2 separate regions of the Homo sapiens genome follow, and region 1 is linked to region 2. The links are chromatin loops, found by intact Hi-C in ENCODE. Cell type or tissue: PC-9. All regions are shown on one strand. Links, peaks and the distances in the headings refer to the core of each region. The heading gives the core; the rest is flanking DNA.

The links. A loop is a pair of places that touch in the nucleus more often than their neighbours do. Peaks named below come from ENCODE experiments on the same cell type or tissue, not always from the same donor. Only the 100,000 strongest peaks of a DNase experiment are listed, where the experiment ranks them.
Region 1: a loop joins it to region 2, with 16 times the contacts of the local background. A loop is called at or near these places in 1 of 110 quality-filtered maps.

What each region holds. Positions count from the first base shown.
Region 1 is chr6:91,320,235-91,336,091 of GRCh38, forward strand. No RefSeq gene overlaps it. Among named protein-coding and RNA genes, the nearest start is that of MIR4643, 190 kb to the right of the region's middle. In PC-9, for the core only: a CTCF peak has its summit at 10,123 (motif pointing right); no DNase peak of the experiment used is centred there.
Region 2 is chr6:91,738,958-91,754,814 of GRCh38, forward strand. It overlaps the pseudogene RN7SL415P. Among named protein-coding and RNA genes, the nearest start is that of CASC6, 56 kb to the left of the region's middle. In PC-9, for the core only: no CTCF peak of the experiment used is centred there; a DNase peak (open chromatin) is centred at 5,874.

The DNA of each region.
Region 1 (15,857 bases), core at 8,981-11,480, 410 kb before region 2:
AGGTGTTCTATGCAGCCACATTTTGATTAATTTTTTGTAAAGTATTTGGATTTAAGTTTAGCTTTCATTCATCTATTACTTTTTCATTCAATATTTAAGAGGTTATTCCTAGTTCATTCTCCAGATATTCTTTCATATAAAATATAGAAAAAATACAGCTTCTCAACTCTTCACACAGATGGCACAGAGAAAGCAGTTCAAATTATATTAATTCAATGATCAATTTATTTTTTGACTTTCTGAAATTAAGGAGAATAATCTTTAATAACCAAGGGCTGAATAAATATGGCAGGAGTGTTAAGGCCCAATAAATAGATTGAGATAGTGAGGGAGTACTTACATGCTGTCAACTAGTTATCTCCAAACTTAGATAAATTAGTTTTCACCTATTCAACAAACATTTAATAAACATCTACTACATACTAGGCTTTGAAATGATACATGGCATTTAGTTTTAAAGCAGTAACCTAGACCAGAATCCAGGCCTTCTGACTACTGTTCAAGGACTTTCCATTCCTGCTAAATTATATTATTGGTTAATCTACATTTTATGAGTTGGTTATTCCTTTGCACTGCAATTCTGAACAATTCCTTGAATCTTAAATCTCTGAGATTTCTAAAACAATTTGTAGACCTTATCTCAAAGCCACTGCCTGTAATTGTGGAGAAATCCTGGGAAAAGAAGAGTTCCCAGACTAGAAGTGATCAAAAATTGTCTCGTTTAAAAAAATGGATAGAGATATAAATTCTAGAGAGTACAGTCTTTCAAGTTTAATATTGATTTTTAATATTCTAGAGTAGAGGATCAAGTTGTATGTCTGTTAGTCCTTAGAATAACATGTATGGTTGGTAGAAATTGATACAGATACATTAGGAACAAGTTATGTTCTCTCAACCTCATTCCCTTTTTTGGTTTTGGTTGTGTATTATAGACATCCATATTCAGAAATTGTTGATTTATTGAACGGCTAAATTGGAGAGAACCTACTGATGATTCAGATGGCCTTGGCTATTATGTTCAATATTTGAAAATAGTATGTGAGTGGAAACATTTTTATAGAGTACTGAAATGTACAAAAGTGATTTGTAAGGTTTCAATTAATACTAAATGATGAAATTTAGGACTTTATTGAATGAGAATGTAGTACATTTTAAAATATTTTTACATGACATGAAAGTGGAAAATACGTCAAATCTAACAGATGATAAAATTAGGATGTCAATGATCCCGGTAAAGTGAGGCCTTATAGACAGATATAAAGGTTTGCATTTGGGCTAAAATATCGACCTCATGAGTACCCGATGAGAGAAATTTGACCAAACAGTTAAAGTGAAAAGAACTTGGGTTCTTCATTGAACCCCAACAAAATCATGCAGCTGCTAGAAATTTAATATGATCTTATAGCGAGAAATAAGATCAAGGTTACATGAGGGAGTGACTTGCCTAAACTCGTACAGTCCCAGTGCAATTCTCTGAAATAATATGTTCAGTTGAGGCAATAATATTTCAGAAGGGGCTATTAATTTGGAGTTTGTGGAGGAATTAAAAAGAAAAGAGAAGTTTCAATTCTATTAAACAGTTTAAAAATAAATAATTACGAATATTTTTAAACAATAAGGTTATGAAACAACTCTGCCATGTTATAAAGGGAAAAAGCCCAAATCTTAAGTAATATTTTAAATAATGTTTAAGATAAACATTTAACTTGAGTTCTGAAATACAGAATTATAATTTGAATGATTCACGTAAGCTCTTCTACTTTAAGAGTTTTTGCAAATCTATAAATCACATTTTTAAGACTTTTCTTGGGCAAAGGAAGTCCCTAAATTAATGTATGTTTGTTCATGTTTATTTTATCATTTGCTTGCTTTCCTTTGCTTGTTTTCTGGTTTTAGTTTTTGCTTTTATTATGGACATTTTTTTTCCTCCTGTACTTTTAACTACCAGAAAATAGGTGTTTGCAACATTATTATTATTCCTAGTAAATAGAAATTTGTTTCCATGACTGCTGCAAATTAATCAAGCAATATACATCAAATAAACCTTTTGTTGTCCTATTTTTGTCCCCATAGGCATTGAACATTATAATGTAACAGTCACAATTATAGCACATAATAAAAATAGGTTTTCCTTTGAATGTTATGTATATAAAACTTTCAGGGTTAATTCTGCTTACCTTTATATGCATGCAGAAAAAGCTTATGTGTCTTTTTCTATATATATTCATACATAATTCAAGTCATACTATAATAATATTAGTAAACTAATGTGAAAAATATTAACGTTTCAGGAAAAAGGAAAAACTCAAATGGTAACTGAAGTGTAATGTAGATATAAATCACCACTGAAGAAAAAGACAGATGTACTATATAGAGGCATAGTATATATCTCAAGCTGAATTTGGGATTTTGAGCTTCGTTTTTGTTTCTGAAAAGACTTTTGAAGACAGTTCCAAACTATACAACTATGAATAACTTTAGTAATAGTTTTTCTGTTATTTCCTATTGAAATAGTAACATATTTAAGAAAAAAAAGGGAAAAAAATCTCTTCAGAACGAAGAGAAATAATCTGATTAATTTATGAGAAAAAAACCAAGGGCTTATAAGAGGTTTTTTTCCACTCCTGACACCAACCAATGCTGACACCAACTGGGTGTCCTACAATTCAATTCAATTCTAGAACCAACTACTGTAGTCAGCGTCAGTCTCCACAGGTTGAAGTACTCAGTGGCATAAGACTGACCTCCCTTCAGATACTAGTGGCAAGTACCAGACCCCCAAGTTACCTGAACTTCTTTCCAACATGGATACAAAGTCAAGGTTCCCCCCAACCTTCAGATTTGATAATTTGCAAGAACCGCTCATAAAACTCAGGGAATCACCTAACTCATGTTGACTAATTTATTATAAACGATACAAATGAATAGCCAGATGAAGAGGTACATAGAGCTGGAAGGGGCTGGAAGGGTCCTGGCTACAGAAGTCTTTGTCCTATGGATTGGGGTCCACCACCCTCCTGGCACATGAATACATTCACCCACCCAAAAGTCCTCAAAACCCATCACTTAGGGGTTTTTATGAAGGTTTTTATTATCTAGCCATGACTACATCACTGGAATTAATGGTGATTAACTCAATCTCCATCCCCTATCCCCTCCCTGGAAGTTGGAGGTGGGATTGAGAGTTCCAAGCTTCTAGTTAAGACTTGGTCTTTCTGGCGACAGCTCCCATCCTGAAGCTATCTAGGGGCCCACCAAGAGTTGCCTCTTTAGAACAAAAGATGCTCCTATCACCTTAATTCCTCAGAAAGTCCCAAGGATTTAAGGAACTCTTTTCCAAAAACTGGAACCAAAGACCAAATACTTTCTATGATGCCACACTTTGATTTCTTAAAAAGAAAAAAAAAAGGCAGTTTATTTTACTGAATATATGGTGCATTTTTTAATGATGGACAATAAATCAGCACTGTTTATTTACTGAAAGACAGTATGTTTTATACCTCAACCTCTAGATGAATCTAAAACAATTAGTGAAAAGTGAAAGATTTAGTCAGAGAGTTCTTTATCATCCTCAGGGCAAAAACTAACATTTTCATTGAAAATATCTTCAGATGTGTGGAAGAAGAATCTTAAATTTATTTAAGTCCAATAATTTTGATTATCGTGTTTTGTGTTTAACTTAGAAATAAAAGATACCCTAAATAAAAAGCAGTGCAGCAAGTAAAACAGAATGAAATATATTTCTATAGTAAAAAAAAAAATCAACTGTTATTTCTGTCTCTTTAATAGCAATTTCCATGAAGTCTGCAAGATGGCAGTGTTCTTTTTTATAATATTATTATTTTGAAGATGAATTCTAATAACAATTAAGATATGAAATCTTAGTATATGTTAGTTACTATGTTAACTGCTTTAGATGGATTATTTCACTCAGTTGTCATGATATTACCATGAGAATCTTACTAGAAAAACTATTTAGTGTCCAGGTAATTTGCCCATGGTCTTAGACAGTATGAGGTGAAACCAGAAATAGAATGCAAGTGAGTAACTCGAATACTTTCCTCTTAAACTTGCACTTCCCTGTCCACTAAAAGCAGACACTCTTCTCTGGTCAGTTTCTAATAAAAGATGCTATAATGTTTATTATCAAAATAATAGAGAATGAGTTGAATACTTGGAAAGTTGAAAGATTTTGTTTAAAAAGACATTATGGTTGAAGATAAGAATACATTGCCTTACTAGAATGCTGTTCAACAATTTACCTGATAATGTATTTTACAGAACCATTACTATAATATATTCCCAGAGAATTGTATACATTCTCATTTTATCTGAATTCGGTAAATAACAGCACTACCCAGACTATATCCTAGCTAATGTAACCAAGAAAGCAATTTCTAAGAAATGACATGTCCCAATATTGATTCAACAAAGTGTACAATGCCATATACAGAAGAGTAAATTTTATTTCTTTCTTTAGTAGACATTCATCATATATATTTTAAAATACGAGAGATTGAAACTTTTGGGAAAAAAATTAGTGTGTAGCTCGCTACATTTATGTATCTATAGGGAGTTACTATGGTTGTTTTTTGGTTAAATGGTCCATAGTGAATGAGTGATTGTGGCTAATATGACTACCTTTTACAGAGAAGGCTAGACTTTGAAGAAATCCAACTGAGCAGGAATGTGTATAAATAGATCAGCATATAAATCTTGACTTGTCATTGTCCCACTCCCTTGCATTATTTCTGTTAACAATGATTCCCTTCTAGAAATATTATGAGAAGAGTAGGAATTTATTTTCTCTTTGATATCCTTGGCAAGCATGATGAACATTAACTTGTTTAGTTGTGGAGGAGGAATTTTGCATTATCAATGATTTCAATGCTATTTCTGGCACCCAGGTTCAGAAGAAGATGTATAGCCTCTTTAAAAAGGTGTCATCTTGAATCCAGAATGTTTTATTATTTTTAGTTGGGAGCAGCCTCCCCGAAATTTCACTATAAATAATGATATAATTATTTATGTCAACCAGTGATACATTCAGGAGACCCTAATTTTGCTTAATTTTTTTTCATGAAATCTATAGATGTATTGTTCAAATATATGAAACATATTTAGGTGCTTCTGGGACTTTAGTGTTCATAAATATAAATATTATTTTTCTATTTTTATTTTATAAGTTTGATGTACTGAGATTTTAGAAGTGATGATAAAAAAATTGGAATTTTTAGAGCAATCTTCAGTGTTTCAGGAAGCAACTACATTCAGTGTTCTGCCAAAAATGTTAATAGCTTTTTTCCTTTTCTAATCATAAAAGTAGTACAAACATTGTAAAAATTCAAATAAGAGAGACAGTTTATTTTAAAAAATCATCCATAACCTCACCACATAGAGAAAGCTGGTATGGTCAGTTCTGCTAAAATATGACATATGTGTTCTTAAAACTCACATTACTATAATAAGTAAGCTAATTAAAAGTAAATATGTACATTTATTTTAAAAAGTCTCAAATCAACTTTGTTAACCCTTGCCCCTCTGAACCCTTGCACACCCTGTTTCTTAAAGATGCCATTGTACCAAAGTAAGGATTTTCCATTTATCTGTACTCCATCACTGTCCCCTGTTCATTCACTTCATACTATTTTTCACAATTTCTATCTTTGTATCTTTGTGGCATGCTGAGAGTTACAGACAGATGCAGGAGTAAGAATGACGTAGCATCTTTTCGTTAAATATTTGGGGAAAAGTTTATTTCTAAAACAAAACATATATACATTTTTGTATGAATTTAAAAGTTACTCTTACTCCAGAGATAGTTTTCCTTTGGTAAAGGTTACTCTGTCCTTCCAAGATTTTTGGTGAAAAAATCAGAATGCAAGAATACAGCATTATGGATGCTAAATTCCCAGAAGAAGAATTTTATAAGAATTTTAAAGATATTATGCAATTGCTGACCTATGACTTTGTATCAGTATACCACCCACCCCCGCCAACAGTATCTAAGTGTACACATTTTTTCCATTAAGGCTGTAATGATGTAAAGAACTTTAATTGTAAACTTATATAACAGAATAAGCCAAATCCTACTAGCTTCATCAGGGAAACTCATCGAAGTTATTATTCAATTGGACATTTAAATTGTATACTGCACTCATAGACCTCGTGTGTGTGTGTGTGTGTGTGTGTGCAAATATACACGTGTGCTCATGCATGTTTTGTCTATGTTTTTATTTAAAGCAGGCAATATTGAGTCCAATGCGTTTACAAATATCAAGTAATAATAATAAATAAGCTTAGTTAGTAAAGTCTAATTCTTTTGCAGCATCATGTTTTTCCTCTAGTAAGGACAACAATGAATGTTTGTGTTACTTTAAAATGTGTTCATTTTTATCTGATTCTAAAAGCTTTTCTAGTGACATAAGCATTCTTCAGAACATCCTTTTCTGTGACATCTATGTATGTCTTATAGTTTATTTTAGTGAGCCTACATAGATATCCCATGACACTGAATTTTATTGGCATTTTCCTTTGCTTTTATTCAGCTTGGCTCTGTAACATTTACTTTGTCAATTATAGTCATCTTAGTATTCACAGTCAATTCTACCACTGTGTGACTTTAATTGTATTTCGCTAAATTAAAGAGGCATTATAAAGTTGTTACCCTTTGATTTTTCAGTTTAATTTCATTTTTCTTTAATCTTTGGAGCAACCAGATTATCAATTAGCATAATAAAACAGTCAGTGTGGAATTTAGTAACTATATTGAATATTCTATAAAGTAGGCTGGTTTGTACAACATCAGTGTATGCAAAGAATGGTAAAATGCTTATTCTCTTACTACACCTTAAGAGTATCCCCGTATGTATCTTAAACTGATAGTATATTGGACCATTACACAGGAAAACATTGTTAATGGGTGAATAATATTAATGCCTTGCACTTTAGTAATACATCTTATTCAAAGACCCTAAAGTGTTTCACATATGACAATTAATCAAGTCTTACCACATTACTCCAAGCCAGGTATTATTATCTGCTATTATAATTTAGATAAACTATCGTTATAGTTAAGAAAGATGAAAGATTAAGTGACTTGTCAAAGATCACATATTAGTTCAATACGGGAGCAATATAACTCAGATTCCTGACTGCTGCTATTAACATTAAGCACAGCCACCATGCATGTTATCCAGAGAGCACAGCACTGTTCTTTTGAAACCGCTTACTCTATGCCCACCTATTAAGAAGTTTAAGTGAACATGAATATAATGGCATTAGATCGTGTATCCACATCCAATGCCAAATTTGGAGGCAAGTACGTGTGTAATTTTCTGAAAGATGGGAAAATGTTAAACCCATAAGTTAGCATCATTTTTTATTAGAAAATGTTGTAGTGCCTTTAAAATAGTGCTGAGCTATCTCATTGTTCCTAGTGACTGCAAACGTGAGAACAATGGAAAATTGAAAGTGGTTTTCATTGATAGTGTAGTGGAGCTGTTACCAAAGTAGATGTTCTAGGATGAAGTCTTTTCACAAGACTACTGCTCAGATGTCATGATTGCTCTGGAGTGTTTGCAACAAAGGACACTGTTGATTTCTTTTATGATGTTTCTTTATAATTTGAGGGAATGGCAGGACTCGGAAGTCTCTTTTTTGCTTTTTCTTTCTTGTTTTCTCTCTATGAATGATTTTTTTTTTTCTGGTAAAGGTAGTTTTATTTGGTTGAGGTCTTTTGCTACTAACTCTTCATTCAGTGCTGTAGATCCATTCCAATGTCCATTTAGTGAGAATCACTGGGAGCGATTTGTGCAATTGATTGGTGACATCGAGCACAGAATTGATGCTTCATTGCTTTGGGAGTCCTTCCTAGAGGAGACAGAATTGTCAAACAAAATGCAGGAGAGTATTTCATCTGGGTGAAACTGGATATCACAATTGTTAGAACTCAGCTTCTGAAAATCCTGCTTATTTTCTCTCTGCTTTTTGACACCAAGCCGTGCCTAACTCCCCTGAATACTAGAGTGGTTTGTATTTGTATTCATGGTAGCTGTGCACTAAAACTACTGCAGATAATTTAGGTAATTGGCAAACCACAGGGGCACTTAGTCTGCTCACCTGCCTATTTTAGGTTGGCTCATCATCACTCTAATTGGCAGTGGGTAGTTACTGGTCCATTTGCCATGTATTATGACAAAAGATGCTAATGGGCCCCGGCAGTGGGTGGGTTGTACCTTTGCCCTGCTTCTGGCATGCAGAAAGCAATCCCACTGTTTTTGCATAGCAAGTAGCATGGCTGGACATTTTTCCTACATCAAAAAGAGCTTTTCCTTTTGAAAAATGACAACTTCCCCTGGCAAAGGCCTAATCTCAGAATTGACACGTATCCTTTCTCGCAGCCACCATATAGTACATTGTCCCTAAAAACAAGAGTACATCAGTCAAGGTAGTTTTCATCATTTTCACCACATTTTTATTATCAGAACTCCTCTGAAGCTTGAAATTGAAATCTGTTTCTTTCTTGACATTTTTCTCTATATTGGGCATGTAATTATGGGCCCAAACGAAGTTCAAGAGGAATGGATCAACAAAGCCCACAGCTAAGCACACTAAACCTTGATCTTGGAGGAAAATATGAATTCCAAGGTGGATTTGGACAGCTGTGCTATGAATGCCACAGTGAGCAAATGTGGAATCAGAAGGAATATCCCATGGTTAGCTGACATTTTTTTTTTACATAAATTCAAGGAACATAAGCAGAAATTCAGTTCTCCTAGCACACAGGATACTGGTTCTTAGCATTCTGAAGATAAGAACTCATTTGTAAAATAACAAAAAATGGTCTGCTCAGTGGATAATAATATTGATTTGACCAACTATCAATGGAGGGTATGTTAGTATTAATTCAACAATTTTAAATAAAATGTTTATTTTGTTAATTACAACAGCAACTACGCTTGGGGAAAAATCAGCGTAAGAGAGACATCATTCCAAAGGCTGGGCTTTGCACACAAATATAGATTAGCAGATACATAACAATTGCTCTGTGACCTATGGTTTGAAAATTGCTGATGCAGAGCCTATGAAGAAAGGCCTAGTTTATTTTAGTGTTGTAGTGCAATTGTGATGATAAACATTTATCAGGTTAATAAAATGGATTTATGATATGATGACATTGTGTGAGATGCATTTGTAGGTGGGTTTACATTAATTCACTAAAAAATCAGCCTAGAACTAAGAAAAAATAATTAATGTTTATTGATTAGAATGCTGTTAAATTATCTTTTATTTCCAACTGTTTGTCAGGTTGAATTAAAGTTACATGCAGTCATTAACATAAGTTGGTATGCTAAAGTTTTAAATAATGTGCTTGGATTTTAAACAACACGGAATTCATTCAGAACAGATACTGCAGACTCTGGCAATATTTTCACTCAATGATATTAGTAATTAGATCCAGGATTTTTCTAAAGCTTATACTTTAGGAGCGTATGAATTATGCTTGCATCTACAATTCCCCTCCGCTGGACATTGTTTTCTGCTAGATTATTAGCTGGAATATACCCAGACACTCTTATATTCATCTTTTGTGCTTGAAGATGCCACTGCTAATGGGCATTATATTCTGTGAGTGTTTGAGTGAGAGCAAAGTTAGAGAAGTGGCTGACAATAGTCTTTTTTCTCTGGTGGTGGTGGTGGCTTTTTGTGTAGAGAGAAAGATTCAGGAAGCTTTAAACCTTTGTTGAAACTGGTTCAGTGAATCTCTGTGAAGAAGCACTGGTGATGGCCTGTCTGTCTGTCTGTCAGGTGGTTTTCCTGTTATCTATGTAGAGGACATATTATTAGCTATGTTGTTCCTTGGGGTCTTATTGTATTTCTTTGAAGTGCTTGGCTAATGGTTATGTCACCTCAGCTACTCTGTGGAAGTCCTACCAGCCAGTCAGTCTCTGTTCCTGTCACAAACAGTACACCTATCCTAGCTTAATTGTATTCCAGGACTTTAGGATGGGTGGTTCATGGACCAACATTTCTGAATTTTAGCACTATTGCATTTGGAAACAATTTTTTGTTCAGGGCTGTACTGTGTGTGAGTGGTAGGATGTTTAGCAGCATCTCTGGCCTCTGCCCACTAGGTGCCAGTAGCACCTCCTTGCTCTGGTTGCAACAAGCAAAAATGTTTCAAGATGTTGCCAGTGTCCTCTTGGGGACAAAATGATTCCAAATTGAAAACCACTGTCCTAGGCTATCATGTGATGCTCAGTATGGCCTATACATAATAGGATATCAAGAAGATGGGAATGATGCTTATAATATGCCTAAAACATCTAATCAGAGAAACAGGACAATTCTATGGCCATTTTATAGGCCTTCAGTTTGAAGAAGATCTGTGCCACACTGCCTCTAACCAATATCATTCTATTTTTGAAAGGGATAGCAAATGGTTACATAAATAATAAAGATGGATATACTCTGTGTGTGTGTGTGTGTGTGTGTGTGTGTGTGTGTGTGTGTAATTTTCCCAGTATGATTCCTCTGTAGGTAAATGTTCTCAAGCCAAATTTCAGAATGTTTGGTGCTAATGTGTAAAGTCATATAGAAGCAAATTGCCTATTTTATGGACTTGAAATTGAAAGGGATTTGTAAATGTTACCACATTGATTTCTTTAGCTGAGTTTGACCTTAGTGGATGTATAGGAACAAACTATATTTCTTCTTTAGTTTTTTGGATAAAAGGAAAAGAGTGACCTAACTAAAATGGAAAGCTTATTGTTATTTTAATATAATGCATTCCTCACAGACCTTAGGAAGATCTTGGAGTCAGGGTATGAACAGCTGTTTGGAGTCATTCTCACATTTGTTCATGCGTTCATTTAACAGATATTTATTGAGCACTTCTTCTGTGCCAGAAGCACACAAGAGCCCAGTGTCTTCCTCTCTTTCTCTTTCTCTCTCTCTTCTCTGCATGGTCACTTCAGTCTTCTCCCTCTATTCCTCAGGCCCAGTTTTATGAGCTTCCTGGCCAATATGCAGAAAATAAGGTGCCCACATAGCTGACAAGTTTTCCTTGTCTTCTGCCTAAGAAAGTTCCTTCAGCTGAGGAGACCATCTCTTCGTGCTATTCACAGAGTTTAAGAGAAGGGACTCTGACTATCCTAATTGGGTCAGGTGCCCACCCTGAGCTAACAGTTGTGCCCAGCATGTACTATCCCAGGGAACAAACATGACTGCTGGGAGCCTTCCTCCACAGTCATATGAATCACATTGGAGGGAGCAAAGTTCCCAGAAAAGAGAGACTGTGTAACTCATCCTCAAAATCCCCAATTTGGAACAACATTTTAAGTGGCAAAATGCAAAAGGTGCACATAATAACTGAAGCAAATAAGAGGAAGTTGGGTGCAGGCCATAGTTGGAAAGTGTGTGTGGCTGCTCAGGGACATGGCTCCTCATCTTCAGTGATATCTAGAAAGTTAAAGAGAGCAGACAGAGGTGGGATTAGTATGACTATGTATGTACAAGCCACAGAAGTGGGTTAATTTCTCTCTAGTCCTTTAGAGATTTGGGAGATAGTTTGGGAATAATTCAGGAGTAAGTAAATAGTGATAGTAGCTGGGTGTGGTGGCTCTGCCTGTAATGTGAACACTTTGGGAGGTGGAGGCAGGAGGATGGCTTGAGCTCAGGAGTTTGAGACCAGTCTGGGAAACATAAGGAGACCCTGTCTCTAACAAACAAACAATAAACAAACAAGCAAACAAAAAAGGGAGAGAGAAAAAGTAAAGAAAAAGAATCTGGCATGAGAAGGCTGAGGTGTGAGGATCGCTTGAGTCCAGGAGGTCAAGGCATCAGTGAGCCATGATCACGCCACTACACTCCAGCCTGGGTGACACAGCAAGAGCATAGACGGGATTCTCATAGACCAGTTAGTTTGGCATTATCAAGCTGTAGATACAAGAGATTGTTCAGGAGGCCCATGTGCTGGGACATGATGAGAGAGGAGGATGCAGGGAAAATTTCCTCCTACCTCAGCTCCTCAGTACCCTTTCCTTTCACCACCCCTGGGCACAACTAGTGCAATCCAACGAGATAAGCTTGTAAGGCTGATGGGGATGCCCTGCCGTTTGTGACCATTATCATAAACCTTAGACCAGTTGACTCCTTCTAGACCTCCCATCTATGCAATACTTGGGCATGACCAATATGTTGAGGGGAAGATTATTAGAATCTTTGAAAAGCCAACACATAGTTGAAGAGAACACATCCACTTTATAATTTTATATTTGACAGAGAACTTGCTCAGGCCAAAACCAAATTTTCCAACTTCTACCATGATTCATGAGATCTTGCATTTGGGAGGAACTGTGCATTGACTCAGGTGATGATGAAGTGGCATATTTTCCCCAGTTTTCCTTATGTTTCTATATTCTTCAGAAAACTACAAAGAGTGATTTGCATACCATGCCCTGGGAAATCCAAAATTCTCTAGTGAATTTATACCAAATGCTCTCAAAATCACCATCTAATTCATAATACCACCTTACTTATTAATAATTAATTAATCAATGACTTGATATACTTAGGTAATACAGACTGTGGGGAAAAAAGGTAACCATGATGTTAGTTTCCTAGAGAAAGAGCAAGAATGCTTTCAGAGAAAGTCCAGCAACTCACCTGCTGTGGCATGGTTACTGGTGATGGGTAATATACATTCTCTGTTAATGGTGTAATGATACGCTTGGGCTTATTGCACATCCAAACATGATTAGTGTTTTCTACTTTAAAATGACTGCATAGAATACAATGTTTATTTAAGAGTAAATAATAGGAGTAAGCTAATTGAAAACTCAACTGCAATTGTAGCAATTGTTTAGAATTTGATTTTTTTAATATTTTAAATAATTTTTATTTCTGGGAGAAATATTTTATCACTATCAGTGCACATTCATAATATAAAGCAGGCTGACTTTCAGTTGCTTTTATTATTGTTTTCAAATTCTCTCCATACAGTGCAGCCCTTCATTGTATACTCTGGGGTAGAAGGCTTCTCCATGTCCTCCAGTGGTACAGCATTGCTTCTGTCTTGAAATATTTCCTTCTCTGTGTAATCCTCAGTATTTTCCACATGGGAATAATAATAGAACCTAATAGTTTTATTTTATATGTTGTGAGAATTAGACAATTTATGTGTGTGGAACATACTAGGAATTCAATTATTGTTACTTATTCCAATAAAAAATTGAGATTTTTTTCTTCACTCTTTTTTTATCACTAGGCAAGCTATAGATTTCTATTGGATTGACTGAAAACTTAATGAAATGCTTTCTAAGCATTCCACCATTTTTCAAATTTTCATATAATGAATCAAACCACATTTCTATTTTCCTGGAAAAAATGCAGGGAAGTTCTTATTACAAAAATGTTTGGCATCATCAGTAGAGTTTGGATCTACTTATAACTAAATACATTTTGCTGTTGATCTGAAAAGTTTGCCATGGTGCTAAAGCCCTTCATTAGGATAGAACTAACCATGTGGACATTGGTCGTTGTGAATTCTTTTTGTCTGACTGAAGTAGGGGGGAAATAACATTTTTAAGTGACTCTAGTTTCTTTAGTTTATATAAACATATCCAAAAATTTAGAATGCAATTGGAAGCCGGCATCTGAATATATTTATTTATTTGTTTATTTGTTTATTTGTTTATTTTATTTTAAGTTCTGGGATACATATGTAGAGTGTGCGGGTTTGTTGTTACATAGTTATATATGTGCCATGTTGGTTTGCTGCACCTACCAACCCATCATCTAGGTTTTAAGCCCCACATGCATTAGGTATTTGTCCTAGTTCTCTCCCTCCCCTTTCCCTCTTATCCCTGATAGGCCCAGGTGTGTGATGTTCCCCTTCCTGTGTCAATGTGTTCTCATTTTTCAACTTCCACTTGTGAGTGAGAACATGCAGTGTTTGGTTTTCTGTTCCTGTGTTAGTTTGCTGAGGATAATGTTTACCAGCTTCATCCATGTCCCTGCAAAGGACATGAACTCATTCTTTTTTATGGCTGCATAGTATTCCATGGTGTATATGTGCCACATTTTCTTTATCTGGTCTATCATTGATGGTCATTCAGGTTGGTTCCAAGTCTTTGCTATTGTAAATAGTGCTGCAATAAACATTTATGTGCATGTCTCTTTATAGCAAAATGATTTAGAATTCTTTGTTTATATACCCAGTAATGGGATTCCTGGGTCAAATAGTATTTCTATTTATAGATCCTTGAGGAATCACCACACTGTCTTCCACAATGGTTGAACTAATTTAAACTCCCACCAACGGTGTAAAAGCATTCCTATTTCTCTGCATTCTCACCAGCATCTGTTGTTTCCTGACTTTTTAATGATCGCTGTTCTAACTGGTGTGAGATGGTATCTCACTGTGGTTTTGATTTGCATTTCTCTAATGACCAGTGATGATCAGCTTTTTTTCATATGTCTGTTGGCCACATAAATGTCCTCTTTTGGCAAGTGTCTGTTCATATCCTTCACCCATTATTTGATGAGGTTGTTTGTTTTTTTCTTGTACATTTGTTTAAGTTCCTTGTAGATTCTGGATAATAGTCCTTTGTCAGATGGATAGATTGCAAATATTTTCTCCCATTCTGTAGGTTGCCTGTTCACGCTGATGATAGTTTCTTTTGCTGTGCAGAAGCTCTTTAGTTTAATTATATCCCATTTGTCAATTTTGGCTTTTGTTGCCATTGCTTTTGATGTTTTAGTTATGAAGTCTTTACCCATGCCTATGCCCTAAGTGGTATTGCGTAGGTTTTCTTCTAGAGTTTTTATGGTTTGGATACATTTTTAATTCTCTTGGAAACGTATTGCTTTCCACTTTATTGAGACACACACACATGCACACACACACACACATGCACATGGATGGCTGAGGAACAAAATGTTACTAGCTAAAGTTGTAAGAAGAAAAGTTGTGCTAAGGAGAGAAATTCTCAATCATTTAGGATTGAGGTAATTTTTAAAAAATTCCTTTGATAAGGGATATTGAGACAGGATTGGCTTGATATGGAAAAGTTATATGTCGATCTGGTGGTTGAGGGTTGTACTTGATAAGAGGAATATAGACGTGCAGATATTGATATCCACTGTGTATGTGTGTTTGTGTTGTGTGTGTGCGTGTGTGTGTGTGTGCGTGTATGGGTATGATATCATTAAAATTAACTTGCTGTGGGTTAACAGAAAACAAAAAGGTTTTGGAAACTTTCAGACCATTGAAATGAATTGCTGTTCATTAGGTCACCTGTGGTTAAAACAATGGATGGGTGAAATCATAGTCAACCTACATTCTGGAACATTCTAGATGAATATTATAAAATACTTTGTTGAAAGCAATTGGGGTGAATTAAATTACATTTAGTTAAAATAATTGTCATGTGGGGAAATTTGAGGGGAAACCAGTTTAACATGCATTTGCATCAACACTGTTTTTTGAAGACACTGCACAGCAAGTATATATTCAGGGCTGATTGGGAAGCAGGGGGGAGGAATGAAAATGACATTTTTAACTATCCTTATTTGTCAATGGTTTGTACATATAGCATTACAGTGCTTGGATTTTGCTGAGAATACGCTTTCATTTTAGGTATACTACCTCATCATTTCCTAAACAGTATTTACCAAGGAGCACTTTAAAAAGCACATTATATTGAGAAAACACCAAAAGGAGACATGTTCATTGGATTAAAGCAGACTATAAAAACTACAGGGCAGATGAATCAGTTGCAGCAGAAACGGTAAAAATTTGATTCAGATATATACTTAAACATTATGTCAGAACAAAAGTGAACACATTAGAA
Region 2 (15,857 bases), core at 4,839-7,338:
CATGTGTGGGGCTGAAACAAGGTCAATGATGACTGGACCATAGAGAGGAGAGCGGAGAAGCATAATGTATGATGGAATCTGAGAGGTAGATAGAGTTCATCAATATAGAATCATCCAGGACATATTAAGCAGTTTTCTTTACCCAAGAAGCTAGAAAAGCCCTTGAAGTGTTTCTAGTGGGGACATGATATGAAGAGATTTGCATTTCAAGAATATAATTCTGCTTGAATGAGGAGGTCGCTACTGAACAGCTACAAGCTTGTTGAAGTCGTTGAAGTGAGAAATGATGCTTTGAACTAGGGTGGTGATGGGAGAACTGGGAAAAAGTAAACATATGTAAGTAATAGTTAAAAGATTAGATGACAGGATTCTGTGACAGATTCGATTTGGGAAGCAAGCCTGGGAGTCAAAATCATTCATAGGTTTCTGGCTTGGGAAATGGGATGCTTAATTTTAGTTGTCAACTTGACTAGATTAAGGGAGCCCCAGATAGCTGGTAAAGCATTATTTCTGTGTTATGGACATGAGGGTGTTTCTGGAAGAGACTGGCATTTGAATAAGTGGACTGAGTAAAGAAGATCTGCCCTCATCCAAGGCGAGTGGGCACCATTCAATTGGCTGATGGGCCCAATAGAACAGAAAGATGGAGGAGCTAGGCATGATGGTGCATGCTTGTAGTCTCAGCTACTCTGGAGGCAGGAGGATGGCTTGAGTCCAGGACTTCTGGGCTGTAGTGTGCTATGCCAATTGGGGGTCCACACTATGTTCCGCATTAATATGTTGACCTCCCAAGAATGGGGAACCACCAGGTTGCCTAAGGAGGGGTAAATCAAGCCAGGACAGAAACAAAGCAAGTCAAAACTTTCCTGCTGATCAGTTGTGGGATCAAGCCTGTGAATAGCCACTGCAATCCAGACTGGGCAACATAGTGAGATCCTGTCAAAAAAAAAAAAAAGAGAGAGAGAAAAGGAAAGGTGAATTACCTCTCTTTCTTCTGGAGCTGAGAAGCCCTTCTTCTCCTGCTCTTGAACATAAGAGCTCAGATTCTCTGCCCTTTGTACTCCAGAACTTTGGCACAAGCAGCCTACCATGTTTTGAAGGCTTTGACTTGGACTGAGATTTACACAATTGGCTTCCCTTGTTCTGAGGCTTTTGTACTTGGACTAGGCCATGCTACTAGATTCTGTGGTTCTCCAGCTTACAGATGGCATATTGTGAAATTTCTCAGCTTCCATAATTGTATGAGCCACTTCCCATAATAAATCCTATCTATCTATCTATCTATCTATCTATCTATCTATCTATCTATCTATCTGATCTATCAATCTATTGATCCACCCATCCTTGCACACTATTGCTTCTATCTCTCTGGAGAGCTAATACAGGCAACTAGATGAATAAGAGTGCCATTCTGTATGAAAGGAAACATTAGAGGTGTTTTAGAAGTGGGAGGAAAAGATGATGAGTTACTTGTTAGGGTACTTAAAAATATGAATATGAAGTGCCTTTTACATAACCATGTGGAGAATACCGAACAATGATATAAATCTAGGAGATGCATGTCTATAGGAGACAAATAGTGGATGAGATTGCATTGGGACAGAGTGTAGAATGAGGAGATGAGGGTCTGATTGAGTATTGGGAAGCACCAATGTCTAATGGCTAGAGAGAATAAAGAATCTCCAAAGAAGACAGAAAAACAATACCAGAGAGTTGAGAAGAAAGTAAGGAATATAAAGTTCTATGGAAGCCCAGGGAGTAGAGAATATTATCTGAGGCCATGGGAATTATGGAATTGGAGAATCTTAACATAAGAACTTTTCATGAGATCACTTCTAAAGGGAACCAGAGAAAGAATATATAAGTAGAGAAATGTACAGTCAGGTTGAGACTTTTTTCCTAAATTTTTCTTTTAATGAAGGAAAAACATCTATTTGAAAGAGAGGTGAAATATCAAGAGGGAGAAAGTTCAATACCTACATTTCTCAAGAAATTGAGACAGGAATTAGATTTAAGTAGGAAAAAGAGACTCTTTTATAGCAATAAGTGGTAAGAATAAAAGATAGATGACATTGTGCAGGTTGCATTTTTAGTGTTGGGAAGATAAAAGTTTAATGTGATGGTTTTCTTTTTGAAGTAGCAGATGAACTGAATGTGAGTGGTAGAAGGGCAGAGGAAACTCTGGGATTAGAGGAGAAGGTTCAAAATGCAATAGGACAAGCAGGTGATTTTAAGGACTCATTTAAGTTTTGTGAATCAGGGGCCACTCTGCAATGGATCTTCTTCCAGTAGCACTCAAAGCTCAGGAGCAGACAGGATGAGTGGGAAGCAGTTCTCCCCAGTAGAGTTTGCCAGGTGGAAGCAACAAGAAGATAGAGGAACAAGGATTTAGGGTGTTAGCCAGAGGAATTTTGAAGTAACACACCATGAAATATAAACAGGATAATTAGAAAGTGAAGAAAAAGGGACTGATGGATTGGGATAAAAGTAGAAAGGACCATCAACTTAATCTTAGTAAGGTCAAATAAGGATCATTGTGAGAGGAATTGAACACAGCATCTGAAAGAAGAGGAGGTTGTAGGTGGAGCCTGGGGAAACTCTTGTCTTGGAGAGGTCTGTAGATCCAAATCTAAATTGGATACAGCTCATAATGTTAGGCTCTCATAAGGTCTTACATTTTTCCTTCCTTGATTTTTCAGTACTTGCAATTCTGTGTATATATGTATAATTTTAAAAATTTGCCTTTTTTTTACTAGATTATAACCTCTGTGAAGGTAAAGACAACATTTTAAAAAAATTATTTATTTTTACCATTGACTCTTTAGCAATTAGCATAGTACCAAGCATGTAGTAAGTGTTTAACAAATATTGTCAAGAAAAATTGAATAAATTTTTAATTACCAAATGATGTTGTGTCTTTTGGTTAAATAATGTGAACATTTTTTAAGGCATTTAAAATAATTCAGGCCTAGGATGGTGGCTCAGGCCTGTAATTCCAGCATTTTGGGAGGCCAAGGTGGGCAGATCGCTTGGGTCCAGAAGTTCAAGACCAGCCTGGGGAAAATGGGAAAACTCCATCCCTACAAAAAATACAAAAATTAGCCAGCATGATGGTACACACCTGGAGTCCCAGCTACTCAGGAAGCTGAGGTGGGAGGATCACCTGAGCTCAGGAGGTAAAGGGTACAGTAAACTGTGATTGTACCACTGCACTTCAGCCTGAGTGACAGAGCAAGACACTGTCATGACACTGTCATTCATATATATATATATATATATATAATATATATATACACACATATACATACACACACATATATACACACACACACATATATATACACACACACATATATACATATACACATATACATATACATATACATAATAAAATAAAACCTATTATTCAGGATTTTCTAGAGAGACAGAGCCAATAGGATCTAGATACAGATATAGATGCAGACACAGGTACACATATACATATACATATACATATACATATACATATACATATACATATACATATACATATACATATATGAGAGATTTATTTGGGGAGTTGGCTCATGAAATTATGCTGGTTAAGAAATCCTATGACAAGCTATCTGCAAGCTGAAGACCCTAGGGTGCCAATAGTGTGGCCCAGTCAAAGTTTGAAAATCTCAGAAACATGGAAGCCGATGGTAAAATTCTCCATTGAGGCTGGGAGGCCTGTAAACCCAAGGTATAAATCCTGAGTCCCAAGATGAGAGAGCCTAGGGTCCTGATTTCCAAGGGTAGGAGAAGAGTGTGTCCCAGCTCCAGGAAAGAAAGGAAATCCTTTTTGTTTTATCCAAGCTCCCAGCTGATTGGATGGTTCCTGCCCACATTAAAGGTGGATCCTTTTCATTCAGTCCACGGACTGCATCCAATTTCATGTGAAAACACTCACAGACACACACAGAATTAATGCTTTTCTAACTTCTCTAGGTATTTCTTAATCCAGTAAAGTTGATGTCTAAAAGTAACCATCAAAAATATTTTTAAATACCAGACCAGAAATTTTGGTCAAGTTTACCTTCTAATTATTAGTACAAGAATGTCTCATGTCACATTCTATATACTTCCTGTATATGTAAAGACACTCCAGCCTAAACTTTTGAAGATACAGGAATACGCAACTTCTGCAAAGACTGGAATGTGCCTGGAAGTCAAAAGTGTTGGTGAGTGTGTCGATTTCACTAATGATGGCTAAGCTAAAATTGTCTGAAAGCTTCACCTTTTAATACATGGTATTAATTTTTAATTCTTGCAGGCAAGGGGAAGTCTCTGAATCTGTACATTCTAGGTTGCTTCCAGAGCCAAGTGTCAATTCAGATATACAATATGCCTTTTGTTGCTTATATGGTAAATGGTTCTCTGAGAACATTCATGGTGACATTTGTCTTTTGCTGTGATTTTTGCTTTTTACCTGAAAAATATGTTGTCCTGGGAAGAAAATCATTTTCATAAAAATTCTAACATCTGGATTTTAACTACATGCCTCTTTCTTATTTCTGTCTGTAATCATGCTCACAGAAATGACTGAGCATTCTGCCAAGTCTTATTTTCATGCTTTTTAACTACCTCAAGAGTGGATTTTATTTAGTCCATTTTCTGAATGGAGACATTGCAATTTAACGGAGTCATTAAAAATTGATCTGATTTTGTAAAATAGGTAACCATGCAAAACTAAAACAAAACATTTGGTAGGTAATAACCAATTTAATGTGAGTAAAGGGAGGGTTGTTATTTTTAAAAAATCAAATGTCTCAGTAGCATTGGGGCTGTCTTTTTGTATTATGCAGCTGTGCAATGCACTCATGTGGGTGCTCAATAAATACTAAGTGAGCATAATAATAATATCATTTCAATCAAAGTGTAAAAAGAAAAACATCAATGCAAGTATAGAATGCTTGATTCTATGATTTATACAGAAGTCTGTGCTGTGCATAACAACACACACGGAAACATCTGCTGGGATCTGCTGTCACAATGCAAGAGACAACGAAGATAATAAAGCCATTGTTTTCATCTAAAATGAACCTGTTATCTGGCTTTCTCTTAGCTAGTCAAGGGACTACAGTGGCAAATATTAACTGACCATCAGAATATTCAATAAGAAGAATTACATTTTTGTTTTCAATCCATTAGAGCAATATGCTTTATTTGTGATGCTGAAGAAAAGCAACATGTTAATGCAGTCCATTGCTATCAGCTTAGTGGGTATTTATGTGACTGTATTTTTCTGAGTCTGTAGTATTTTTATTTCATCTTTTGAATATTATAATTTGCTTTATTCTTCTGTTCTCTGATGGTGAGACATTTTTACTGTTCAGTAACATCTTTCTTCAAAGAATATTGAAGGTAAAGAAAGAAAAATGAATGATATCTAAAAAAACTAAATGTTGGGTTAAAGTGAAAATTGAAGATAATAGTTAAGAGATATATTTTTATATTAATTTTAGCTGATGATATGTTCTTTGGCTCACAACTTAATTTAAAATATAGGATTTTGACCTGAATTTAGGTTCTATGAAAATGGCAGTCTAAGGAAAAAAAATGTAGACAGAGCCTGCTGTAATAATTCCTTTTTTTTTTTTTCTGCCTGGGTTTTCCCTCCGAAGCTCAAAGATCTTTAAGTCTTTGATGGCTTTGCAAAAGAAGCAGGCAGAGCCCTCCTCTGCCTGTATTTTTTTTTACCATGCCTTCTAGCCATTCTATGTTTTGATCTGTGTTTCCATCTGGGCTTACTAACATAGCAACTCTGGCATGTAGTCCATCCAGTTTATTATCTATTGAAATACCTACTGCCTGAAGTGAATTTATTTTGGCAGCAATGACTTTTGATAGAGATGTATTTTGTTGTTTTTGTGAAAGACAGGTGAGTCTAAAGATTCCAAACCGACACCTGGATGACAATGCTTTGGCCTTTCCTCATGGCAAACTTTGGTGAAAAAAATAAATAAACAACTTCCGTGAACACATTTGTTTTTATTTGTCATTATTAACTTGTTTTGTCTAAAAGCCAGGAATCTCGGAGGCTAAAAGTAAGGAATGGTAACATGCATAAGGAAATCAGGTTATTATAACACAATAGAAGCAGACTCTCAAAGCTCCCTAAGGGCACTTCTTTCCTCTCTCTTTCTAACTTTTTCTCAGTGTTGAGTTATTTTTAACCTTTAGAATTTAATTTCTGAAAGATTATGGCTATATCAAGTTTTGCAGGAACCGTACTTCTAAAGTGTTTGCATGTTTTAGATTTTGATGATTCACTGTCTGTTACTCTCACCTGAAGCTGAAATAGAGGAAAGCAAGAGGAATGAAATTGTGTAGAAGGAATATCCAAAAGGTCAAAACAGTAAAATTTATTTTGATATTTTACATAATACATATTGCTCCCTAAAACTTTTATTGCTGCCTTTTGAGGTACATTGTAAAACAAAACTGGGTTATTCTTTAAACTAAATTTGGTTTTGCACACAACTTGAAAACGAATTTGTTAATGGATGCTTCCATTTAGCTGCTAACTCTGCTTTTTTAAATGAACATCTCAACAATTTGCTTATTTTGTAGTTAGGTATGGTTTTACCATGATAATTGGTCAGAAAGTGCAGACCCTATATTTGGCTTTGCTCTGGAGACACTGTAACTTTTTGGTACAAACCATGCAACGCTTTTAGGAAGGAGTAGGATGAACATTCTTTCCTTCATATGATAATCTATAAAACATATGAGTCTCGGGTGATTAAAATCATTTTATGAATTCTGGTAACACCTGTGTATATTATTCAATCTGGATATGAGCAATCTAATGCAGTTGTTTCTTTGATGAATAAATGTGGGGTATTTTGTGTCTGTAGCAATTCCTTTATACAAGTCACTACTTAAAAAAGAAATTCCTGATGCATATATTGAGACATTCCACATGGTTGATCTGTATCATCCCATCTCTTTTGCCTAGTTCTTGAAAAGAAACTTTTTTTTAATAGAAGAAGTAGCACCTTTACCAATAAAATTATACCTGTTAAAGAGTTGATCTCATGCCTATCACTAGAGCCATCCAAGTTCTTCATCCCAGGATTTGCACTTCCATTGTATCATGCTACATATTAGACTATATGATTGAAAAAGTTTTTTTTTTCATGAGTTAATTCTATTTAGATGGTGTTTGAGATGTACTTTAATTCATTGATCCATTAATCTATTTGTTCATTCTTCTCTTTCACCTATTTGAAAATATATTTGGTTCCAGGCACAAAAGATGACCTGTACCTCCAATAAATTTGTGAGCTGATATAGAAGACAGATCATAGAATGATGCAATGAATTAAAATAGTAAATGAGGAAGAAACTTTTACGAGTGGTTAGATATTCAGTGTGACCTCACTGTGGGTGAGGAGAGAGGGTGACAAAGAATAACACATAGTAGGAAAGGGCCAGATTATGAGGTTCTTTTGTGCTATAGTCCAGGACATACAGACTTTATGTAATAGAAAAGTGGTCTCCAAAGTTTGGTGCATGTCCCCAGGGTGAACGCAAATTGACTCATGGGTCATTTGGTCTTAGGTTGTGCTTCCTCAGAGGCAGACCCTGAGACCAGCGTGTAAGCAAAAGTCTTCTGGGGAAGTGATCCCAGAAAGCAACAGTAAGAAAGCTAGGAAGCAATATTTTACTTCCTAGTAAATAGGGATGAGAAGGAATTCCATAAACAATGTTATATTGAGCAGGTTATTCCTGAGTGCAACTGGTGTTCAATTCAACTGGGGACCTCTAGGGCAAAGTGTAGGTTATACTTCAGCACCATCTCAACTGAAGGGACAGGAGAACTGACAACTGTACACCAACTCTTCTTAGTCATTGGTTGAACAATGCCCATGGGAACATGAATTTCTTGGTACTTCTTGTATCCTCATATGCAGGTCATAAAGCTTTTAGTGACCAGGGAAAGCCCTCCGGCAGAGTCAAAAATGCTTGTGGCTGGAGCTGTGGGTTCAGCATGTATAAGAATGGTGTGCTGGGTCGGGCCTGTGGCTCACACCTGTAATACCAGCACTTTGGGAGGCTGAGGCAGGCGGACCACCTGAGGTTGGGAGTTTGAAACCAGCCCGACCAACATGGAGAAATCCCATCTCTACTAAAAATACAAAATTAGCCAGGCATGGTGGCGCATGCCTGTAATCCCAGCTACTCAGGAGGCTGAGGCAGGAGAATCACCTGAAGACAGGAGGCAGAGGTTGCAGTGAGCCTAGATGGTGCCGTTGCACTCCAGCCTGGCAACAAGAGTGAAACTCTGTCTCACAAAAAAAAAAAAAAAAAAAAAAAAAAAAAAAAGAAGAAGAAGAATGGTGTGCTGAGTTAACATGGTCAGGCACCAAAGACAGATGCCATATAGATGGGAAGAAAATATTAAATCTTCCATCTATATTTATTCGTACCTTTCATACGTAGATTGGCAATGTGCCTGCATTTGATATTTAAGTGAAATAGCTAACTTTACAGAAGTTTGTCACTTCCTTCTGACAAAAAATGTAGAGCATAGACTGTTGACAGTTGTGAGATTCTTTTGTGCTATAGTGAGGTGAGGTGCTTACTTTCTCAATTATAGTTAATTAATCTTTACAAGATAAAAAAATCTTTAAAAATATTTGGAAAGCATAGTTGAAAATACTAATAAATAAGAAACTGTTTCTAGCATAAAATTTTACTCAGAGTTGCCGGGCGCGGTGGCTCACGCCTGTAATCCCAGCACTTTGGGAGGCCGAAGTGGGCGGATCACGAGGTCAGGAAATTGAGACCATCCTGGCTAACACAGTGAAACCCCGTCTCTACTAAAAATACAAAAAAAATTAGCCGGGCATGGTGGCGGGTGCCTGTAGTCCCAGCTACTCGGGAGGCTGAGGCAGGAGAATGGCGTGAACCCAGGAGGCGGAGCTTGCAGTGAGCAGAGATTGCGCCACTGCACTCAAGCCTGGGTGACAGAGCGAGACTCCGTCTTAAAAAAAAAAAATTTTTTACTCAGAGTTATCGTACAGGGTCTGCCAAGCATATTTCAAGATTATTTGAAATATGAATTTTAATTCACCATCAGAAGTAGGAATAGATATTAGGGTTGGCATTGATGATTAGTTCATCTAATATAGGCATAGAAGTCTACTGAAAATCCAGTGGGAAAATGAAAATAATCTTTTCTAACTTGCGACTGGAGATGAAGCAGTAGATTGGGTATATCATTTTATGTGCTATATAATGTTCAAAAATATCATTTGATAGATAAAAATTAAAGTCACGTGAGCCAATGAGATCACCCAAGACAAATATGCAAAACAAGAAGAAATTAGGAGTATGAATATTTGGCTCAGCTTTTCTCAGGGAGACGAGTAGTTGGTCTTTATAGTCTATCAGGTGGTACATAAGAGGTTTAGTTGTATTGAAAAACAAAACAAAAGATTGTTCACAAGAATTTCATAATTTTTAAATGTAAGAATTATGAGGACTTTTGCAGAAATACTACAAAGGTTGAAACATTAGGATCTTCCATATTGCACATTTGTTACAAAGACCGTGTTAGTCACTTATCTCTGCTTATGTTCAGAAAGTACAACTCACTTGGGTTTTGCCAACATTTCCAGACCATGTTTATTAGTTGCTGATTTTTAAAATATTTATATTTGTATTCATATTAGTTTGTGCTGTATGGCTATTATTGGCCTAACTTTTAAATGATCCCCCAAAATGTCCCACTTTAGTCTTCATTATCTATGAATTTATGATATCACTCTCATAATTATATTATATGGTACAGTTTATCTTAAAATAGAGAGGTTATTTGGGTAAACCCTACCTATTCACATGACAGCTTAGAAGCAGAAAGCTTTTCTCACCGATGGCAGAAGTGGGAGTCAAAGAGATAGAGAACATGAGAAGGACTGGACCTGTTGTTGCTGGTGTTGAAAATGAAGGTGCCACATAGGAGGAATGTGGGCAGCCTTCAGGAGCACTGAGGCCACTGGCCACCAAAGAGACAGGACCACAAGCAACTCAATTCTGCAAACAACCTGAATGAGATTGGAAGCAGATTCTTCTCCAGAGCCCCTGCATGAAAGCCTAGCCAAGTTGTCTTCTTAATTTCAACCTTGCAAGATCCTAAGCAGAGAGTCCAGCCAAGTCCACTATGAATTCTGACTTACAGAACCAGGAGATGATAAATGGGTATTGTTTTAAGCCTTTAAATTCATGACAATTTGTTATTCAGCAACAGAATGTTAATACATCCCTGACTTACAGTAATCAGTATTTAGTTTGGTGAAACAAAAATGACTAATAAAACTCCTAAAATATACATTAAACTCAGAATGACATCATGCATGTTTTTAATAAAGTGGACTATGGCATAAATATAGATTGTGAATCCGTATATGCTGGGACAATTGAATTTGTAAGTGTGACAATTTTGCCTAGAAGTCCAAAAATGTGCTTATAATTTGGCAAAATGGAGATCTAAAAACAAAGGAAACTCAATTTTATTAGACCAGAATTTTATTTTCTTCTAGTTCCAAACATTATGAAGTTTTATTAAAGATAAGAATAAAGCCATTGAACATTTTGAAAATTTAAACTAAAGAAAAAATATTTCTCTTAAAAGAGCCAAGGCCTTCAAAAGCAAGTGAAAAATCATATTTTCCAGTGGAGGAAAGGCTGACCAATACTACATAAGTGCCTCATTGAGGGTAATAAGTTTGATGAGAAAATAGAAAGAGTCTTTATCAAATAATTTCATTGGCTATTGCATACTATACATGCATAAAATACAGAAGAATGCTTACCATCACATATCTCTGAGCAGATATTTTACATTACGTTTGGGAGAAACCACTGACTTGCAGTGTGAAGCAGCTCTCTCTCAATGGATGGTGCACATATAGGGAAGGACGATTTTTTTTCATAATTAAAACCCATGCAAAAAAATTAACATTGTTTTGTGTGGCTAAGATTACTTTGTCAGTCATGATAAAGACTGGAACCTATATTAATGTCATGTAAACTGTATATGCAGAAAGGCCACATGTGCTTTGTAAAGAGGAGGTTGCCCTTCAGTGGCAACACACGGGTAGCTTGATTTACAGTGAAGGACAGCAATTTGGACCAAATCTTGACTCAGTGTTGATAGAAACACAGAATATTGTAAATATGTCAAAATACATATTTGCCTGAAGAACTGGACAAACACAAGACTGTGGTTTTACTTAGTAAATAATGCTGAATATTGAAAAAAAGTTATTCATAAAGTGGTTGATATTGTTAAAAATTTCTATTTTATGATTTTATGTGACTTTGCCAAAGTTGTACTTCTTCCTGACACAAACTCTGAAACTTGACTATCCAGCATGTCATTTTGGTCATATAGAACACACTCAAAAGTCACATCCAAATATCCAAATGCTCTAGAAATAGGGAGACATACTTTACACAGGTGAATTCTACAAAATAGCAGGTTGCAGATAGTTTTCACAACTATCATTATCATTCAACAATTTTCAGTTACTTTCAAATGTAATGTATCTTTTAATTAGCATCTGACAAAACTAAGTAACTAGTTTAAAGGAGAAATTTTTCTATATTTTTCAGTCAATAATCAGCACTCCTTGAGAATGACATTGACTCTTTGCTGGCGTTTCCTGTGAACTATAATGTGATATAGAATTTTCTAATCTGGAAGGAATGAAAAATTATACATACAGATAAAATTAATGAATGACAGAGTAAATATATATACACAGATATATAATTAACAGATGGGAAATGGTATATATATGTGAATATATGTGTGTGTGTGTGTGTATATATATATATAACATAAATCAACTTTGAAATTTGAACTACAGCTTAAATTATTTTGTTTTAATACATTGGTTAAAGTCTTCGTTAGGATTTTCTCTCTCACTGGTTTGTTATTTTTAATTTTACACATTACATTTTGTTTTATTGTTTAAAATCCCGATAAGTAATATCTCAATTTGCTTAAAAGCAAGAGTCTGCTTGCACCTAGAAGGACAGTTTTATTTTGTTTTGTTTTATTTTTAAATATTTACCTAACTGATCTAAGAAGAGAAAACTAAATGTTCACACAGACAGCGTTAGAACCAAGATAAACTGATGCACTAAATGCCTAGGAAGAAGCCAAGGGAGGTGGTTGTGTCCAGTGCTATTTGGTATGTAATTATCAGTTTTGTGTTTTAGCCTGCCTGTAATACACATGATACAAAATGTTCTTTGTTTTCTAGCATAAAATCTACACAAATGCCCTCATTCTATAAGCATCTCCTATTCTTTTTGGGAAACCAACTGTGATCCAAAGGAAAACTGCTTTTTATCATAGAAACTCTCTCTTTTTTATTTTATTTATTTCTTGCCAAATTGTCTTGCTTTCAGATATATCTGGGCATGTCACAAGTCTAAATGATTCATAAGTCATCAAAATAGAGACCTGAAAAATTTGCCAACCCATGTAAAAATGCAGCAGTTGTAAAGAAGGTTAAATAACAGTATAAACAGTGCCTCAGTCCTGGGCAGTGTGCTCCTCCCAGGTGAGGCAAGAGGAACAAACAGGCTTTTTAGAAAGAACGAGTGTTGTTCCCATTGATGTTCATAATAAATCATCATTCAGAATATTCTGTCAATAACACACTGCCCCCAATCGTCTCATGCCTGCAGCGTTACGCTCATGCTATTGCAACTAGATGAGCTATCAAAGCCTCATGCAGTCAAAGAGAGTAGTTTAAAGAGGTACAATAACAGGCGATTTGCAAACAGCCCAAACCTTTAGCTTCTTCCCCTTTTCCAAAAGTGTGCAGTGAATTTACATTAACACCTGCTATCGGAGATGAAAGAATGGATTTGCACTGCAAGAAGAATGCCAAATCCTCCTATAAGAGTGACTCATTTCCCTAAATTGTGGGATATTATGTGGAACTGGAGGCAGCATGTTGCATTCAACATATTGGGTCAAATTTGAATTTTCAAAAATAAAATGGCAGTATATCATTTAACACAAAGAACTCAGAAGTCCTGTCTCTCCATATATTTGCTACATAATCACCAGATTAAATTAACTCTGTGAGCAGGTAATTTTTATCGTCTAAGGATAATTTATATCTGTAGACTTTTTACTACCTACTCATTCAGATTACTATGACATCTAAGATTTTCATGCTGTTAAATTCAATTTATTGTGGAACATAAGGGCAATTAAGGGATGGGAGATGACATTATATTACATCAAAGTGAACTACAGGAAAAGGAGGAGTGTACCACTAGTAAATTGTTATATGTAAACATAATTTTGAGTAATTTCTTCATAGTGAAGAAGCAGACAATATTCTTAGCAACTCACTGTTTCAGCCACTTTTTTCAGAGCCTATTTACTACATAAAAACGAATAAATCATTAATTGACAATTTGAATATGTGAAAAAAATTAAATTCTAAAAGTCTGAAAAAAAACATACATATCACAAAATCCATTTAAACATTTTAAATAAGGTCCTAAAACGCCTATATACCTGGCACACATTTCCCCTATGTTTTAGAATGATATATTAGTTGTTTAGTGCTGAAAAACAAATTATCAGAAATTTAGTTAGGAAAAATAAAATACATTTACTATTTTGAATTTTCTGTGCTTCAGAAATATGGAAATGCCTCAGCTAGATACTTTGAGTCAGAATCATTCACAAGGCTACAATGAAGGTGTCAGCCAGGGCTTACATTTCATCCGAAGGTCTAATTGGGGAAGTATCTACTTCCAAGCTCACATGATTTTTGGCAGAATTTTCGTCCCTCAAGTGTTGTTGCATTGATAACTTCAGTTCCTAATGTTGAACTGGAGGTCACAATCAGTTTGCTGCCATGTGGGACTCCCCTAAATGACACCTTTATCAAAGCCAGCAAGGTAGAGAATCTTTTAGTACAATGGATTTCATTATGTTATATTACCTAATCACAGAACTAACATATTATTTCTATGGCTAGAAGCAAGATACAGGTTCTGTCTGAACTCAAGGGGGAAGGGGAGAATTATATAAGCTTATAAGTTGTGTGTGTGTGTGTGTGTGTGTGTGTGTGTGTGTGTGTGTATTTATTTTTTTAGAGATGGGATCTTACTCTGTCACCCAGGCTGGAATGAGTGGCACAATCATAGCTCACTGCAGCCTTGAACTGCAGGCTTCAAGGTTTCCTCCTACTTCAGCTTCCTGAGCAGCTGGGACTACAGATGGATGCCAGTGTGCCCAGCTCACATAAGGACACAAGTACCAAGAGGTGGGATGGTAATTAGGAAAACTTTAAAGTCTGCCCACCATAGATGCATTGCCTCTTTATATGACACTTAAATTCACTGGCTATTCTCCCCAAAATTGGTTGACCTTGAATATGTTTTATTTTCCATAAATCTTCTACTGCTCACTGTGCAGATTCACCAAGTGTCAAGACAAAAAGTACACAGCCAAAGATCATATGCTTTGACTTTAGCTTGGGGATTTCCCATTGGCAAGGCCAAAATCTCTTTAGAGCTGTTCTGTCCTCTTTCTGCCCTGTCCTCTTTCCTTGCATTTCTCCTTTTATATGTCAGAACTGTATCATGAGCTCCAGCTCCCTCTGCTTGTTCCTGCTTCCTTCCTTTCATCCTTCAAAGACATCCCCCCAGCTCCCCGTCTTTTACGTGACTTGACATCTATTTCTTGGAACAGCTGAATTAATGCACAGGTATAATCCAAAACCAGGTTTATGAAAAAAGTGACATAGAATATGGTTGGCTCTTGACAACTCTTGAACCATGACAAACACTGTAAATAACTTACAAAAAGGAAAAAGTTTCTGTAACTGACTACTTTTTATTTCTGTTCCTTTTAAAATTTCTTCTTGTAGGCTGGGCATGGTGGCTCATACCTGTAATCCCAGCACTTTGGGAGGCAGAGGCGGGTGGATCAAGAGTTCAGGAGATTGAGACCAGCCTGGCCAACATGGTGAAACCCGTCTCTACTAAAATACAAAAAATTAGCTGGGCATGGTGGTGTGCATCTGTAGTCCCAGCTACTCAAGAGGCTGAGGCAGGGGAATTGCTTGAACCCAGGAAGTGGAGGTTGCAGTGAGCCAAGATCGCGCCACTACACTCTAGCCAGGGTGACAGAGTAAGACTCTGTCTCTCTCTCTCTATATATATATATTTTTTTTTTCTTGTCATTTCATATGTGTCCATTTATTTTGGGGAAAAACATACCTACGTGTTCCCTTAATTATTTGCCATCCTTCACTTGGTGTGTTCTCTGGCAATGAAGAGAGAGACAGAGAGAGAGGGAGGACCACCAACATGAGAGTGCAAACAGCAAAAACCTTCCCTGCCTCTCTTTTTAGACATATGAGTCTACCTCAAAAATATGGCTTGGCATAAAACAAAACAGTATTTCTGTGCACAGGTTTTAATATCATAATTACTATAAAGAATTTTTATGCTATTTTCATTAAATTCACATTATATGCAAGGGATATAAGAATAAATAAACGCAGCCATTTCTGTCAAGGCACCTGCAGAATTTCAAATTTATTTCCATGTCATTCTTGGGAAAAGATACTATGTCATTCTAACCATTTCATTTTTTTTAAAATGGACATACTGAAGGTGCTAAACAAATTATTGATCAAGTGGCATTGGGAATTACCTAATTCAGAGATGCAAGGTTGAAAGATTCTAGAGGAACTTCTTAGAGTAATTGTTTCTGAGTTTGAAATCTTTAGAGTTTTATTCATCAGAATTGAGTCCTCTTCTGCACAAACAGGAATAAT